Regions from separate parts of the Homo sapiens genome. Here region 2 is linked to region 1. The links are chromatin loops, found by intact Hi-C in ENCODE. Cell type or tissue: PC-9. All regions are shown on one strand. Links, peaks and the distances in the headings refer to the core of each region. The heading gives the core; the rest is flanking DNA. Region 1 overlaps FMNL2 (formin like 2). Region 2 overlaps LOC105373689 (a long non-coding RNA gene).

Region 1 (8,342 bases), core at 188-8,187:
CCATGTCAGCGGCATTCACAGTTTCATTTGAAATCTTTATTTAGAGATTGGCCTTGGATTTGGGTGTGCTTGTTAGGTCAGTGGAGGGGAGGCTGTTGATTCAGGTTGGGGCTTTTTTCCATTTCTTAGAGTTCTCCAGGTGCTCCTCTCCTGCCTTTGAGCCTAAAGTTCATTTCTGACAGGTGCTTGATGAAGTGGTTATTATAATCAGTTTGGCCTAATACGCTATTCATAAAACTTGAAAATTGACCAAAAAGAGAGAGGCAGAGAAAAAAACTGAACTATTTTTAGGTAGTTTCAGATGTTGTGTTTAATCTTTTTTTTTTTTTTTTTTTTTTTTTGAGACGGAGTCTCTTTCTGTCACCCAGGCTGGAATGCAGTGGCGCGATCTCAGCTCACTGCAACCTCCGCCTCCCGGGCTCACATGCCATTCTCCTGCCTCAGCCTCCTGAGTAGCTGGGACTACAGGCACATGCCACCCAGCTAATTTTTTGTATTTTTAGTAGAGACAGGGTTTCACCATGTTAGCCAGGATGGTCTCGATCTCCTGACCTCATGATCCGCCCGCCTTGGCCTCCCAAAGTGCTGAGATTACAGGCGTGAGCCACTACGCCCGGCCGTGTTTGATCTTTTAAAAGCCCATAAATGCTAAGCGTTGTTCTCATCTGTAAATAGTGGTGAAACATGAAGGTATGAACAGGTGTGCTCTAAGTCAGAGGGCGGAGTGGAGGGGAACCTGCATGAAGTATCTTTCCTTAGCAGGCCAGGCACATTCCCTGCTGTTTTTGGGGAGCGGGCTCCAGGATCCTTTCCCTCTTGGAAAAGAGCAGAAAGTGCCAATTGGATCTCTGGTCACTGAATAAAACTGATCTACCCTCTGAGTGTGGCCCAGCTCTTAACAGGAGCAAATTGAGACCTCAACTGAATTCTGCCTTGAAGATCTTTTGTGATGTTTACTGGTCCACGAAGACAGGAGAGTGAGGGTAGGAAGGTGCAAGGACAGATAGTTGCTGCCAAAATGAATTTGGCCAGGTTCATTCATCTGCTCTCCCTTGCACACAGCTCTCTCATTCCTTCCTCTTTGACTTTTTAAAAAATAAACTTTTTGTTGTAGTATAGTTTCAGATGTATGGGAAAAATGAGGCTATAATACAGAGAATTCCCACATATCCTGTATCTAGTTTCCCCCATTATTATCTTAAGTTAGAATGGTATGTTTATCACACTTAATGAGCCAATACAGTTACCTTATAATTAGCTAAAGTCTGTGCTTTATTCACCTTTCCTCAGTTGATACTTAATGTTCTTTTTCGGTCCGGGGATCCCATCCAGGATGCGGTGTCACATTTAGTTGTCGTGGAGCCCCAGGCTATTTTTGGTTGTGACAGTGTCCCAGACTTTCCTTGTTTTTGATGATCTTGACAGTTTCGAGGAGTACTGGTCAGGTGTTTTGTAGAATACCCCTCAATTGAGATTTGTCTGTTGTTTTTCTGTGGCGATTCAACTGGGGTTGTGGATTTTGAGGGGGAGGATGACAGAGGTAAAGTGCCATTTTCATCACATATCAGTGTGACTTATCACATGCTGATCCTTATCACTTGGCGGAGGTAGCGTTTGCCAAGTTTCTGTACTGTAAACTGAAAAAAAAAAAAAACCCACAAAACTGTAAAAACAACAAGCAAAAACCCAAACAGCTCTGTCATCTTCAGAAGGACGTCACTGTGTACAGCGTACACTTGAGGAGTGGGATGTTGAGAGAGGAGGATCTATCTAACTTATTTGGAATTCTTCTGCCTGGGAGATTTGTCTCTTCTTCCCCATTTATGTATTCAGTCATTTGTATCAGTGTGGACTCATGGATGTTTTTATCCTTTGGGTTAGAATCTAATACTGCTTTATTTTGTTTGAATCGTTTCAGCTTTGACCATTGGGAGCTCCTTACTTGGCTTCTGTGTCCCTTTCTTGGCATACACTCATTTTTTTTTTTTAAGTACTTCCTTTCTGGCACTACAGAATTCCTCTTTGACTTTTTGTGTGCCTTTGTAATGCTTTCTGCCTGGTGTAGGAGTAGTGACAGATCACATACTTGGTGGCCTGAAAGCTAAGGTTTTGGTCTCAGCTCTGCTGCCCAATTCACGTCACCTTTGTGACCCTGTTGTCTCTAAAATGATCTTTAGCTAACAGAATTATAAGAAATAAATGTAGGGCCGGGCACAGTGGCTCACGCCTGTAATCCCAGCACTTTGGGATGCCAAGGTGGGTAGATCATGAGGCCAAGAGATTGAGACCAACCTGGCCAACATGGTGAAACCCCCTCTCTACTAAAAATGCAAAAATTAGTTGGACATGGTGGTGAGCCCCTGTAGTCCCAGCTTCTTGGGAGGCTGAGGCAGGAGAATTGCTTGAACCCAGGAGGCAGAGGTTGCAGTGAGCCGAGATCACGCCACTGCACTGCAGCCTGGTGACAGAGCGAGACTCCGTCTCAATAAATAAATAAATAAATGTAAAAGGACTTCACACATTGGTTATCAATCCATACCCCCCGCCTTTTTTTTGGACATTGAAGCACATCTTCAGACTTCCATCTCTGGGTCTTTCTGCAGCCCCAGAACATGTTTATTGAATGAATTAATGCATCTTCAATGAATGTAACTGTTACTACTGTGTATCATCGGTTTGTTCAGTTAAATACGTATCAATGGACAAGCTTTTCCTTTCCTACATAAACATTTTGTTTTTTGGTTATCTTGTATCTCCTCACATCCCATAGCATTGCAGTGGTTCACAGGCACTTAACAGAGAAAGGGGACACCAAGCTGAATTTAAATAGAAAAAATAATGAAATATATATCATCTTTGGGGATAATGTCATTTTCTGTTTCTTCCTACAACTTGAGCCCTCAGAATTACTCGTAATGGGGTGTTTGTGTCATCTGATTGCCAATGATGGCTGAGTGAGTGAATGCATATTTGGAGTGACCTGGAATTCTGATGTAGGTAAGGGATTCAGAAGGATTATGTTTAGATTAATTTTTCTGCAGAGTTCTCCAGCAGAGTCCTAATCAAAAATTGGTGGTGGTGGCGGTGGCAGTGGCAGCAGCATTAAACACAACAAAGGCAGAACGGATCCTTATTTGCATCATTCAGTCCAGTGGGTGCCGTTAGCTACCATCCTAGAGTGGGTGTGGAATAAATTATATGTATAAAATTTTTTTGAGAAGAGGAGGATGAGCTGGTCACATGTGGCATTTTCTCCCATGTTGAAATAACATGAGATGGAGAACATTGTGTGTTGATGTCTATCTACAAGTTGATTTTTGTCTTAAGATAAGCAGAGCCTCCCTACAACAGGCCCTGAGTACTGCATCACCTTCCTCCAGTTTGAAAAACTGACGGGGGTTCTTACCAGTCTTTGTTAATTCCTGTCTCCGGAAAGAATGGTTGGTAAAGGCACATCCGTATTCTGACATGTTGAGAAAGAAAGGATACATGCTTGGGAACAGAAGTTGAGGCTGTAAATTGTTGGTGGTCTTACTAGTATTGGGAGGCTGTTTTATCCCTGGCATCTAGCTGCTTGTATGGACGCTGGGGTTCTAGAAATAAGTTTTTACTCCTTTGGCTATAATGAGCTGGGCATTATCATTAACTAGAAGGCTGGATTGGAAAGGTTTGGGAAGCAAAGGTCCTTCTGACATTCAACGCATCTTCCTTTCTGGTCTTTTTTGGAGCAGATTTTTCTTCTGTGCTCTCTAGGAAGCTGATGTGGTTCCTGTCCTCCAACTGACCAGTACCTAGAATGTCAACAGAATGACTCATGTCCCCAACATCCTGTCCTTGTTCTGGAGAAAGGGAACTGTTTGCCTTTGGAAAACACAGTGCTTACCTCTGGAAAAACCCCAAAGCAAGCATAGCTTCAACACAGTTTTCCTTAAAGCTCTTGTGATGTCTTGTGATTTTTTTTCCTTGTGACTTTTTGTAATGAAAGTGTTGGTTTTCCTGTGTCTACCTTGCGTGCCAGGTGGTTGAGAATTAGGGAGCTTTAGGTGTTGGAAAGGACCCTAGAGACCAACTGGTCCAACTCCTCTTTATGGTTTTAGAAACAAAGGCCAAGTTGAAGTAAAGTGACTTGAGATCTAGAAACTGGTCAGTGATAATCAGGACTAATTAGTACCTGGGTCTCCTGATTCCTGGTTCTGGGTCTTTGATTTTTATGGTTTGCAGTAGGTTTTTGAACAGTTCACTTGGCTGCCTTATTGGAAGTTCTATCTATGCAGAATGATATTGATATGGGTGGATATTTAAAACTACATATATTATAACATAGTAAAGTCTTTAAGAATACATGATATACATTGAGTTGTTATTCAGAAGCTAGGGGGATGTAGAAGAGTAAGAATTCTTCTGATTTTCAGGACATTCTGTCATAATTTAGCCTTAAGACAGATTTTGGGCAAGGTATATATATCTCTTGTGACTACAAAAGGAGGCTGGATTAGATTAGTTTCATTTGTTGTTTCAGGCTCTGAAATGTTATGATTCCCTATGTCTATAAGTGTATGCTGCACATTTTTTTCCTTCAGTAGTAGAGAATGTCTGCAATGTGGTTAAATCCTTATTCTTTAATTCCAGTATTATAGAATATGGGTTCCATGTAATTTACATTCATGTTGTTTTTCTTGTCAAAGAGGGAACTGAGATAGTTATCTACTGTGTTCAGTAGCATTTTGAGTGGGGAGAGAGAGCTATAGTGTAAGCTTGAACTTGAGCAGACATTAGCACTCTGTTAGGTTACAATTGGTGTTAACAGTAGAGAAAAGAATCAGAGGAAGAGGAGGAAAGAGACTGGTGTGTGGGAGCTAAGGCCCATTATTTTGTTATGGGCTTCTTCCCCTTTTGAGTGACTTAAATGATGTGATTGAAGATATTTGATAGCTCCATCAAGATGGTAGTCTCAATTCCTTCTACAGCCCACACTTTCTCCTCCTAGATTTGAATTGTTATGATGGTAGCATAATTTTTGACAAATGATGTTTGTGTGGAAGTGTACCTTTTATCTGAGTTGAGTCATTGCTTTTGATATTATCACCTCCATTTTACAGATGAGCAAATTTAGTCTGAGAGAATGGTTAAATTTAGAATTTAACCATATGACCTTCCAGGCACCACGTACTGTTCCACTTTAAGTCTAAGACGTTTCATTTACATTTTGTTCTTACTGATTTAGAAAAGTTTATTGTTTTCATTTTCTCACATTACTTCCTGGTGCCTGGCATAGGACTATAACTGAAACATTTTTATAAATGATTTAAAGGTATTGAATGTGATGAACTGGAAAAGAAGAAAAAAGCTTCCTGAGTCACCCAGACTTCATCCTGGCTCTGTCACTTTGTAATCTTGAGAGGAAAGATTAACTTCTCTAAGCATCAGTTTTCCCACCTGAAAAAGTCAGGAAAATATTATTTTCCATACTGGGTTGCTGGGACGATTAGAAACCGAGCATCTGAAAACTCTTTGCACAGTGCTTAAGGTAATTAATGAGTGTTTGTCATTATACTTATGTTGATGTTAAATTAACATCTTAAAGAACTCTAAAATATTTTTCACTTTCTGTTTTTGTTTTTTTTTTCTTTCCCCCTGAAGCTTCAGAATGTCATTTCCTCTAAATGCCTGCCACCCTCAGGGAGTTCTAGTAATAGGGTGAACATAACATCAATGGAATATGAGGAGTTACTATTAGCAGATGCTATTTGTTTCCCTTTTCATTTCTTTTTTTACAGTCGTTTGGGAGAAACCCTTCCAGCCCTGGGCGATGCGGTGTGTCAGTGTCTGCCTTTCTGCCGACTCCTGACAGCGCCTCCCTTCAGGGGTGTGGGTGGAGCTCTTCATGCCTGCCCCTCCTGCTCACATTTCTCGGTTCACTGGAAAAGTCCCCAAATCTTTTTGTCTGCTCAGTTGTGGCCTAGTAGCCAGAGTGGCTCGTGCATTAAACGAAGAGGAACCTATGTTTCTTCTCTTTTCAGCATTTTGGCTGAATTTTGAATTTTTATCTGCCCCATTGAGTCTGTTGGCTCTGGCTGCTGCTGTACCAAGCCCTCTTTCTGGTGTTCATAAACCAATGAGAGTACAATTTCATGGCCTGGGTCAGGCTTGTTTGTTGGTTTCGTCTTAATTAGAAGCAAACCTCTTTGTCTTCCCTTTTCTTCATCTTCCAGGGAGAAATGGATTTTCTAGGCTGAGCAAATTAATCATAGTGGTGTCTAATAAAAAACAATCACCACTGCAGTACCTGGCACACAGTAGGTACTCAGTAGCTGAAAGAAACAGTTCCTGTAGCTCTTCCAAGGTATCCAGCATTTTGTGCAGGTAGGCTGGGGGCTGCTGAAGGATCTGTTTGTGAAAGACGAGAATTAGCTTAAGTAACTTGGGTTGGAAAAGTCACTCTGCCTTCTGAGTGACATATGGGGGCTGGAAGGTGGCAGAGAACAGGGTTGGAGAGTTTCTCTGGTAGGTGGATTAGTGTTGTTCCCAGCTCAGAATAAGGTACATATTTGAAAGTTACTTAACACAGAGCCTTGGATTCTGCCTGTAGGATAATAGATATTGAGTAGTTGTGATAAGTAATCATATGTAGCACTTAGGTCTTTTTATCTTCAAAGAACTTTTTTAAAAAAAACACTTTTAAACACAATGAATTCTACCTTGTATCTTTATCGTAGCCCTAATGTTCTCTTCTGTGTCTTTGTCGTATTATGTTTCTTAGGACAAGTGAGTAAGCTTTGTCAATTGGTTTATAAAACATTTATGCATTTAAAGCTTCCAGGGAGTGAGAATTGAAATTACAGTATCTGGGGCTTCATATTTGCTGGCAAACTGCTGGCTTAGCATTTTCTTCCCTCTTGTCTGTTTTTCCCAAGCTATAGCAGAGATTAAATGAAATTTAGGAATTGTGTGTGAGATTTTGTTTCTCCTTGAAATACAGATGCTCCTAGACTTACGGGTTTTTTTTTGCCCTGATAAACCCATTGTAAGTTGAAAATATTGACAATATTGTAAGTCAAAAATGCATTTAATATAGCTACCCTATGAAACATCCTAGCCTAGACTACCTTAAACATGCTGAGAACACTGACATTAGCCTATAGTTGGCAAAACCATCTAACACAAAGCCTATTATAATAAAGTGTTGAATATCTCATGTAATTTATTGAATACTGTACTGAAATTGAAAAAACAGAATGGTCGTATGGGTACTGGAATTATGGTTTCTACTGAATATATATCGCTTTTGCACCATTGTAAAATTGGAAAATTGTAAGTCAGGGACCATCTGTAGTTCTGTCAGGATGGGTGAAATGCTTGCTGTGCAGTGCATTGATTTCTAAAGTCAATCCTTAGCAGATACTTTAAAACAACAAAGAACTAGAAGTTTCCTGGTTAAGAGGGAAGAAGGGTTTGCAATTGGCTTCATAAATTTCTTCTCAGGCTTTTAAAGTTATGAGTCAAGAACCTTCGAAGCAGTGTTCGTAGGTGCATCCTTTCCTTCCTCACCCCATATTTCATTTATATAACAAGATACTTCAAAGATGCTCCAAAGAAATAAAGACAGTATAATTCCAAATGATTAGCTCAAATCCGACTGCCACATTCAAGGCTTAAAAAAAATTCTCAATTGCTGTGAGGGATTAGAAAAATGGCAGCTGGCAAAAATGCCTTCAGTATAAAGATGATAAGACGCCACTTATTAATTCTTTATATAAGCAATGGTTTTTTTTGGTGAGGATATGGAGAAAGGTAATAAAATCATGGTCTCTGCTGTGGGTAAAACTAGTTTGAGAGCCCCTCCCCTGCTGCTTTTTTCAGAAGTTTAAAAAGGAGGTCAGGAGCAGAGAGTTAGTTTCCCTGACTGGGGGAAGTTAAGGAAAGGAGTGTGAGTGAGGTCATGGAGAAGGCATGGTGAAGTTTCACAGTCTTGTGGATAAGTTTCCCATTTGATATGGGATATAGTTGAGAGTTACATCAAATGGAGTTGCCACCAACATGACTGCTAATGGTGACTCTGGGTACAGAGGACATGGCATAGTAGTAGTTATGCAGTAATCGGACCCTGATTAACGATGAAGCTGATGATGGCATTGATACTTTATGGAGAACTTTGTATGTGTTTTTCCCCCATTTAATCCTTACAGTCACCATTTTCAGATGGTAGCTGGGAGTAGTAGATAATTTTCCCAGGGTCATATTGCTTAGGGGCAAAGCTGGGATTTGTAACCATGATGCAATACTGCACCTGGTGGATGTAGTCAGGGTTATCAAAATAAAGAAAAATTGACCCAAAGATATAT
Region 2 (8,342 bases), core at 207-8,206, 220 kb before region 1:
TCTTCCTTGAGAGTCTACTGGATTTTACATGCCATAAAAAGGTCAAGCTGGGGTGTCACTGTCTCTGGTAAATGACTCATTTTTCCCTATCTAACAGGCTTATTTTCTATAGCTTAAAGCTTCCGTTTTTGGAGTCACATAAAATTTCAAATCACAGCTGTGTTTGAACAAATACTTAAGTTTTAGGGACTTCAGTTTTCTTTCTTTTCTTTCTTTTTTTTTTTTTTTTGACAGAGTTTCGCTCTTGTCACCTAGGCTGGAGTGCAATGGCGTGATCTCAGCTCACTGCAACCTCTGCCTCCCGGGTTCAAGCAATTCTCCTGCCTTAGCCTCCTGAGTAGCTGGGATTACAGGCGCCCGCCACCACGCCCAGCTAACTTTTTGTATTTTTAGTAGAGACAGGGTTTCACCATGTTGGCCAGGCTGGTCTTGAACTCCTGACCTCAGGTGATCCACCTGCCTCAGCCTTCTAAAGTACTGGGATTACAGGCGTGAGCCACCGCGCCTGGCCCTTTAACTATATACGTTATTATTTATTTATTTATTTATTTTGTGTTTGGAGACAGAGTCTCAAAATATAAAACATTTAATATAAATAAAATATATTAAATTTAAAAATACTTTATTTATTTATTTATCTTTTGAGACAGTCTTATTCTGTCACCCATTCTGTCACACCCAGTGGTGTGATCTCAGCTCACTGCAGCTTTGACCTCCGGGGCTTAAGTGATCCCCCCACCTCAGACCTCCAAGTAGCTGGGACTACAGGCACATGCCACCATGCCTGGCTAATTTTTGTATTTTTTGTAGAGATGGGGTCTCACTATGTTGTCCAGCTGGTCTTGCATTCCTGGGCTCAAGCAATCTGCCCGCCTTAACCTCCCAAAGTGCTGGGATTACAGGCATGAGCCACCACACCTGACTACTATATACTTTATAAGGTTGCCGTGAAAATTAAATGGGATTATGAGAGCTTTTTGTATAGTAAATACTCAATAGCACTCACTATAGTACAATAGAACTTTTTTGCGATGATGGATGTGTTTTTTGTTCTTTGTTTTTTTTTTGTTTTTTTTTTTTTTTTTTTGAGAAGGAGTCTTGCTCTGTTGCCAGGCTGAAGGGCAGTGGTGCGATCTCAGCTCACTGCAACCTCTTCCTCCCGGATTCAAGCACTTCTCCTGCCTCAGCCTCCCGAGTAGCTGGCACTACAGGCACGCACCACCATGCCCAGCTAACTTTTTATATTTTTAGTAGAGATGGGCTTTCACCAGGTTGGCCAGGATGGTCTCGATCTCTTGGCCTTGGGATCCACCCACCTTGGCCTCCCAAAGTGCTGGGATTACAGGCATGAGCCACCGTGCCCGGCCGGATATGTTTTATATTTGCATTGCTCAATACAAATACCAACAGGCATATGTGACTGTTGATCACTTGAAATGTAACTATTGCAACTGAGGAACTTAATTTTTAATTTTATTTCATTTTAAATGCAAATACCCACATGTGGCTGCCTAGTAGCTAGTGTAATAGAGTGCTCTACACCATACTTGAAAATCAGTTCAAGGAGAAATAGGAGTGTCTTCCATCTCTGTTATTTGCTTTATGATATTTCACTTTCCAAAAATGCATGCTTACTTCTTTCACCTATCTTCATCTTTTATCTCTTTTCATTTTTCACATCTGGAAATTTAAGAATCCATTCAACAGCCCATCTTCTCCAGAAATATTCCTCAGTTGATCCCAATCTACATGTTTTTCACGTTTCTGAAACTTTTATTGAACATGGGTCAACATTGCACTGGTTAGCACTTAATATTCTTCTAACCTATCTTGTGTGATTGTTGGAACTTCCCAAGAGCACAGTATCAGGATCTCTGTGGCTTTTAATTCTGTGTCCTCCCTTTCAAGACCAATTAGCCCATTACTTAGAATACTTAAACACTGATTTGTGTCTCCCCAACACTCACATGTTGAAATCCAATTCCCAGTAAGATAGTATTTGAAAGTGGGATTTGGGGGAGGTAATTAGGTCATGAGAGTGGAATCCTCATGAATAGAATTAGTGCCCTTATAAGAAGAGGCCAGAAACCTCTCTTGCTCTCTTTACTTCATGTTAGGACACAATGAGAAGTCAGCAGTTTGCAACCAAAAGAGTGTCCTCTCTAGAATCTGACCAGGCTGACACAGCAATCTACAACTTCCAGCCTCCAGAACTGTGAGAAATAAATTGCTGTTATTTATAAGACACCCAGTCTGTGGTACTTTGTTATAGCAGCCTAACATGACTAAAACACACTGAATAACCCAATGTTTGAGTGATTACCTGTCCTTTACTTCTCTTATCCATTCCTCTTGCCTTCCAATTCCTGCTACCATTGTCTAGAAGTTGGCTGAAAGGAACAAAGAGCACCTGATCAGTTATCTAATAACATTTATTACTTTTTTATTTCCTACATTGTGTTACTTTATCTCTCTCACTCCTGCATGATGAATAAAATCATTTTTTTCAGAGGCATTACGCTTTTCACACTTTATTTAGTAAATATTGGGCACCTACCATGTCCAAAATACTAGCAGTAGGGGCAAGGGTTGATTAGAGGGGAGGCATGAAAATAACGTAATCACTGCCCTCAGTGACTCATATTCAGGCAAGGAGAAAATGATTTATAAAAGTAGTTAATGGAAGAGAATACATAGGAATAAGGGGAATTCCATGTGGAGGCCAAGTGTAGAGTAATGGTATTTTGCTTTGTACCCACTGGAAATTATATTTTAGTGCCCAGTTGAGGTAGTTAGTCCAACAAATTTGATGTTGGGAATACTTCTGATTGTAATTGAGAACTATTATCTCAAACTAAATTGTTACAAATTGGAGTTTGAATCTTTAGAAAGAAAAAAAGAGAGAGAGAAGCTATGTATAGACCATCTAGAAAAAAGTCATTTTGGAAATCAGCTTATGAAAAAGGTAATATGGGAAAGTAAAACATAAGCAGAAATGATAATAAAATTGATTGGTTAGGTGAAAAGAGTTGAAGGGAAAAAAATGTACAAATTCAGGAAATTGTGTGTACACGTGTGTATTTAAAAAAACCCAAAAACCTTCAGCTAGGCATGGTGACCTATACCTGTGGTCCTAGCTATTCTGGAGGCTGAGGTGGGAAGATCACCTGCAGGAGGTCAAGTCTGCAGTGAACTGTGATCACGCAGCTGCACTCCAGCATGGGCCATACAGCGAGACCCTGTCTCAAAAAAAAATAAAAATAAAAAAATCCCTAAACCAAAAACTTCAAGGAAGGCTATCTTAAAAGCCCATAGATCCTTAGCCAGGCATGGTGGTGCATTCTTGTAGTCTCAGCTACAGGGGAGGATCACTGAGCCCAAGAGTTTGAGCCTAGCCTGGGCTACATAGTAAGACCCCATCTATTAAAAAAAAAAAATTCCCACAGCTCCAAAGGCCTGGCTTCACAGGACTCCTAGCAGACCTGGTTCATTCTATTCAGTAACTATTTTTACTGGCAATTCAGTTCAAGAGTACTGTAACTTGTATGGATGGATCCGCTTAATTTTTACTTCATAATTTATTTAAAACTCTATTATTACTCTCTGTTCATTTTCCTTTGTCATCATCATTACCGCACTCTTCACAGTAGGTGGCAACAGTGCTTCACTCCCAGAATCGACTGAACGGCCTAGAAGTACAAAACAGAGGCAAACATTGAAACAAATTTCAGGATCCTAATTTGGCCAAAAATAAAAGCATTGCCTTATAAGGTCATGTCAGTAATATGCCATTATAATATGCCAATTATGTGCCAAATTGTTATATATTCTACATTCAGTGTTTAGTAAAAATTCATATGTTGAATAATTCATTTTGCCAGTGAATGTCAATAAACCAGGATGTGCTATCTTAAAAATTAATATTCACTTAATCTTTCTTATCATAATATAATAAATTATCTCCTTTATAGTTTAATGTAAAGGTAGGTATTTATTTCTACTTAATTTCACGCGTGCTGGTCATTCAGCAAATGTTTATTATGTCTACTATGACAAGAACTTCATTTCTGCACATGTGCAGAGAAAAGCAGTTATCTGGGTGGTGCACTAAAGACAGATATAATCCAAATTGCACAACATAAGTTGACATTTAAAACATCACTTTAAGGCAATATATGCTATAGAGTAGTAAATTTTAGTTATCCTAACATTTACCTCTTTTTTTTTTTTTTGAGATGGAGTCTTGCTCTGTCACCCAGGCTGGAGTGCAGTGGCGCTATCTCAGCTCACTGCAACCTCCACCTCCCAAGTTCAAGCGATTCTCCTGCCTCAGCCTTTGGAGTAGCTGGAATTACAGGCACATGTCATCACGTCTGGCTAATTTTTGTATTTTTAGTAGAGACAGGGTTTCACCATATCAGCCAGTCTGGTCTCGAACTCCTGACCTCATGATCTGCCCACGTCAGCCTCCCAAAGTGCTGGGATTACAGGCGCGAGCCACCGTGCCCGGCCTAAAGCTTCTTTTAAAATGGCTTATATACTAAATATATACTAAATAGACAATTTTTTAATTTTTTGGTAGAGACAACATCTCACTATGTTGTCCAGGCTGGTCTGAAACTCCTGGGCTCCAGCAATCCTCCTGTCTTGACCTCCCAAAGTGTTGGGATTACAGGTGTGAGCCACTGCATCCAGCTAATTTCAAAGAATATTAAGATCAATGTATAGATGATATATACGTAATGAGTTGCTAGGAAAAAATAGAGGACAGTGTTTTTCAACAAAGCATCTCCATGGTCTGTGGTAGAGCCAAACCTGAGATGCTGAAAGCAGATGTCACATGGAATTAAGTACATTGCTGTATTCACCTAAATATCCTGTTTGCGAATCTTAATACACAACAAAATTACTCCATTAGGACTAACCTTCAGTCATAAGATTCCATATTCCATCTTCCTTATTCCACTTACTCAAAATGAGAACAACCATTGCTTTGTAAATTCATTAGCACCTTAGTAGAATCCAGGCCCATCCCTGGTTAGAGAAATGGCAAAATGAAACCCTAAGTGTAACAAATGAATGACTTTACCACACAAATACTCAACACATGTATTCCCTGTTCTGGCTTCAGTTAGAAAATAAAATGTTTGTGATTTTTGTGTTCATAAAGGGATCTGGAGGCTTAAAAAAAAAGAAAAATGGGCCCTGCACAATGGCTAATGCCTGTAATCCCAGCACTTTGGGAAGCCAAGATGGGAGGATCATTTGAGGCCAGGAGTTCGAGACCAGCCTAGCCAACATGGTGAAAACCCGTCTCTACTAAAAATATAAAAATTAGCCAGGTGGGATGGTATGTGCCTGTAGTCCCAGCTACTGGGGTGGCTGAAGCATAAGAATCACTTGAACCCAGGAGGTTGTAGTGAGCCAAGATCATGCCACTGCACTCAAGCAACGATGTCAGAGCAAGACTGTGTCTTGAAAACAAAACGGAACAAAACAAACAAACAAGACAAATGAAAAATATATCTCTGCTTTAGCTAGTTCCCAAATACCTTTTTTCAAAAGCCTTTTGACTACATCTAATCTAACTATAATACAAATCAGGCTGTGATATTGGGCCAGAGCTAAGAAAAGGATAGTTTTAAAGTACTCCACCATAATCTGTAGTTGACACTTTTTAGTTATGACGACATGAGGTGTTAATATCTGTTTCATAATAATCTGTCCAGTACCACTCATTTAGCCAAATCAAACAACATTGAGATGGCTTTTCAGGTTTTTTTATGCAAAGATTTGCATGACATGCAAGACAATGAAAACAAAGTGTTTAGATATTTTTCACAAATTATCTTAATGTTCTTAAGACATGCAAAGAGAGTGGAACACAGAAGAGGCTCTTCAGAGCATTTAACTTTTTTTTTTTTTTTGAGACAGGCTCTTGCTCTGTCACCAGGACTGGAGCGCAGTGACGCGATCATGGGTCACTGCAGCCTCAACCTCCTGGGCTCAAGCAGTCCTCCCACCTCAGCTTCCTGTGTGTCTGGGACTACTGGCATGTGCCACCATGGCTGGTCAATTAATTTTAAACTTTTTTTTGTGTGTGTGTGGAGATACGTTCTCACTGTGTTGCTCAGGCTGGTTTTGGAACTCCTAGGCTCAAGTGATCCTCCTGCCTTGGCCTCCCAAAGTCCTGGGATTACAGGTGTGTGCCCGGCCTGATTTTTTAAGCAACACAATCAAGTATAAATGATTTCGAATCACTGGAAACAATATGACTCAAAGGACTTTGAAGCTATAATTTTACAGACATGTATACAAGGTCTACAATAATCAGAGCCTTGTGTCTGTTTTACCCTTCCCACAACTCAAAGGAAAGTTGAGGAAAGATCTCAGGAGATGTGCAGGAGCCAGTAGAAATGTGATCTGAGGAACAAGTGCAGACTCTTGCTGAGAAGTAGAGGCAAGGGCAGCACCAAAGAAGCAAAAGTAGGCATCTGTCTAGTCCAGAGGGAAAGACTACAGAAAGAAGACTGGTCAACAAGTCAAGAGCAAGGAGACAAAGAGCAGGCTGGCAAACTAGTATGAGACAAGACAGGGCAAGAAACTAGAGGCTTTTTCCGGAGGGATGCTGCAGGTTTATACACCTGCAGAGAGTAAAGACAGACACTCTGGAAGATAAGAATAGCATCAAACAGTATAAAATGAGGTTGCTGATCTTAAGAAATGGACACTATAGTTGGAGAGACAGGGTTTACACCAATGGAAAGAGAAATAACACCGAACAATAATTCAAGTGGTGTTGCAAAACCTTGTATGATTAGTTAAATACCAAATTATTAGTCAGGGAAGGCTTCAAAGTAGAGAGGAGCTTTGAGTTCAGTCTTTGATGAATGAGAAGAGTTCAAAGAGGTAAAACAAATACGGGGATTAACAGAGTTAATAAAAGGAAGGGGTTCGAAATATATCTGGTATAAGATCAACTAAATGAAATAAAGCATGAAGACAAGATTAGAAAAAAAAGAATGAAAAGGAATGAACAAAGCCTCCAAGAAATATGGGACTATGTGAAAAGACCTAACCTCAGTGATGGGGAGAATGGAACCAAGTTGGAAAACACTCTTCAGGATATTATCCAGGAGAACTTCCCCAACTTAGCAAGACAGACCAACATTCAAATTCAGGAAATACAGAGAACACCACAAAGATACTCCTCGAGAAGAGCAACCCCAAGACACACAATCGTCAGATTCACCAAGGTTGAAATGGAGGAAAAAATGTTAAGGGCAGCCAGAGAGAAAGGTCAGGTTACCCACAAAGGGAAGCCTGTCAAACTAACAGTGGATCTCTTAGCAGAAACCCTGCAAGCCAGAAGATAGTGGGGGCCAATATTCAACCTTCTTTTTTTTTTTTGAGGCGGAGGCTCACCCTGTCACCCAGGCTGTAGTACAGTGGCGTGATCTCAGCTCACTGAACCTCCACCTCCTGGGTTCAAGCGATTCTTCTGCCTCAGCCTCCCGAGTAGCTGGGACTACAGGCACGCAACACCCTGCCTGGCTAATTTTTCTATTTTTAGTAGAGACGGGGTTTCACCATATTGGCCAGACTGGTCTCGAGCTCCTGACTTCGTGATCCACCTGCCTCAGCCTCCCAAAGTACTGGGATTACAGGTGTGAGCCACCACGCTCAGCCTCAACATTCTTAAAGAAAAGAATTTTCAACCCAGAATTTCATATCCAGCCAGACTAAGCTTCATAAGCGAAGGAGAAATAAAATCATTTACAGACAAGCAAATGCTGAGATATTTTGTCACCACCAGGCCAGCCTTACAAGAGCTCTGAAGGAAGCACTAAATATGGAAAGGAAAAACTGGTACCAGCCACTACAAAAACATACCAAATTGTAAAGACCATCGACACTATGAAGAAACTGCATCAACTAATGGGCAAAATAACCAGCTAGCATTATAATGACAGGATCAAATTCACACATAACAATATTAACCTTAAATGTAAATGGGCTTAATGCCCCAATTAAAAGACATGGACTGGCAAACTAGATAGAGTCAAGACCAACTGGTATGCTGTATTCAGGAGACCCATCTCATGTGCAAAGACACACATAGGCTCAAAATAAAGGATGGAGGAATATTTACCAAGCAAATGGAAAGTTAAAAAAAGCAGAGGTTGCAATCCTAGTCTCTGATAAAACAGACCTTAAACCAACAAAGATCAAAAAAGACAAAGAAGGGCATTACATAATGGTAAAGGGATCAACGCAACAAGAAGAGCTAACTATCCTAAATATATATGCACCCAATACAGGAGCACCCAGATTCATAAAGT

What was found. Peaks named below come from ENCODE experiments on the same cell type or tissue, not always from the same donor. Only the 100,000 strongest peaks of a DNase experiment are listed, where the experiment ranks them.
Region 2: a loop joins it to region 1, with 5 times the contacts of the local background. A loop is called at or near these places in 13 of 110 quality-filtered maps.

What each region holds. Positions count from the first base shown.
Region 1 is chr2:152,401,583-152,409,924 of GRCh38, forward strand. The region is part of intron 1 of FMNL2 (formin like 2); the gene reads left to right. Among named protein-coding and RNA genes, the nearest start is that of FMNL2, 71 kb to the left of the region's middle. RefSeq lists enhancers at 1-468, 469-968, 3,693-3,987. In PC-9, for the core only: no CTCF peak of the experiment used is centred there; a DNase peak (open chromatin) is centred at 3,879; H3K27ac peaks cover 1,819 bases.
Region 2 is chr2:152,186,435-152,194,776 of GRCh38, forward strand. LOC105373689 (a long non-coding RNA gene) reads left to right here. Exons shown (of 3, transcript XR_923477.3): 3 at 4,236-4,253. Among named protein-coding and RNA genes, the nearest start is that of STAM2, 15 kb to the left of the region's middle. In PC-9, for the core only: a CTCF peak has its summit at 3,641 (motif pointing right); a DNase peak (open chromatin) is centred at 3,677.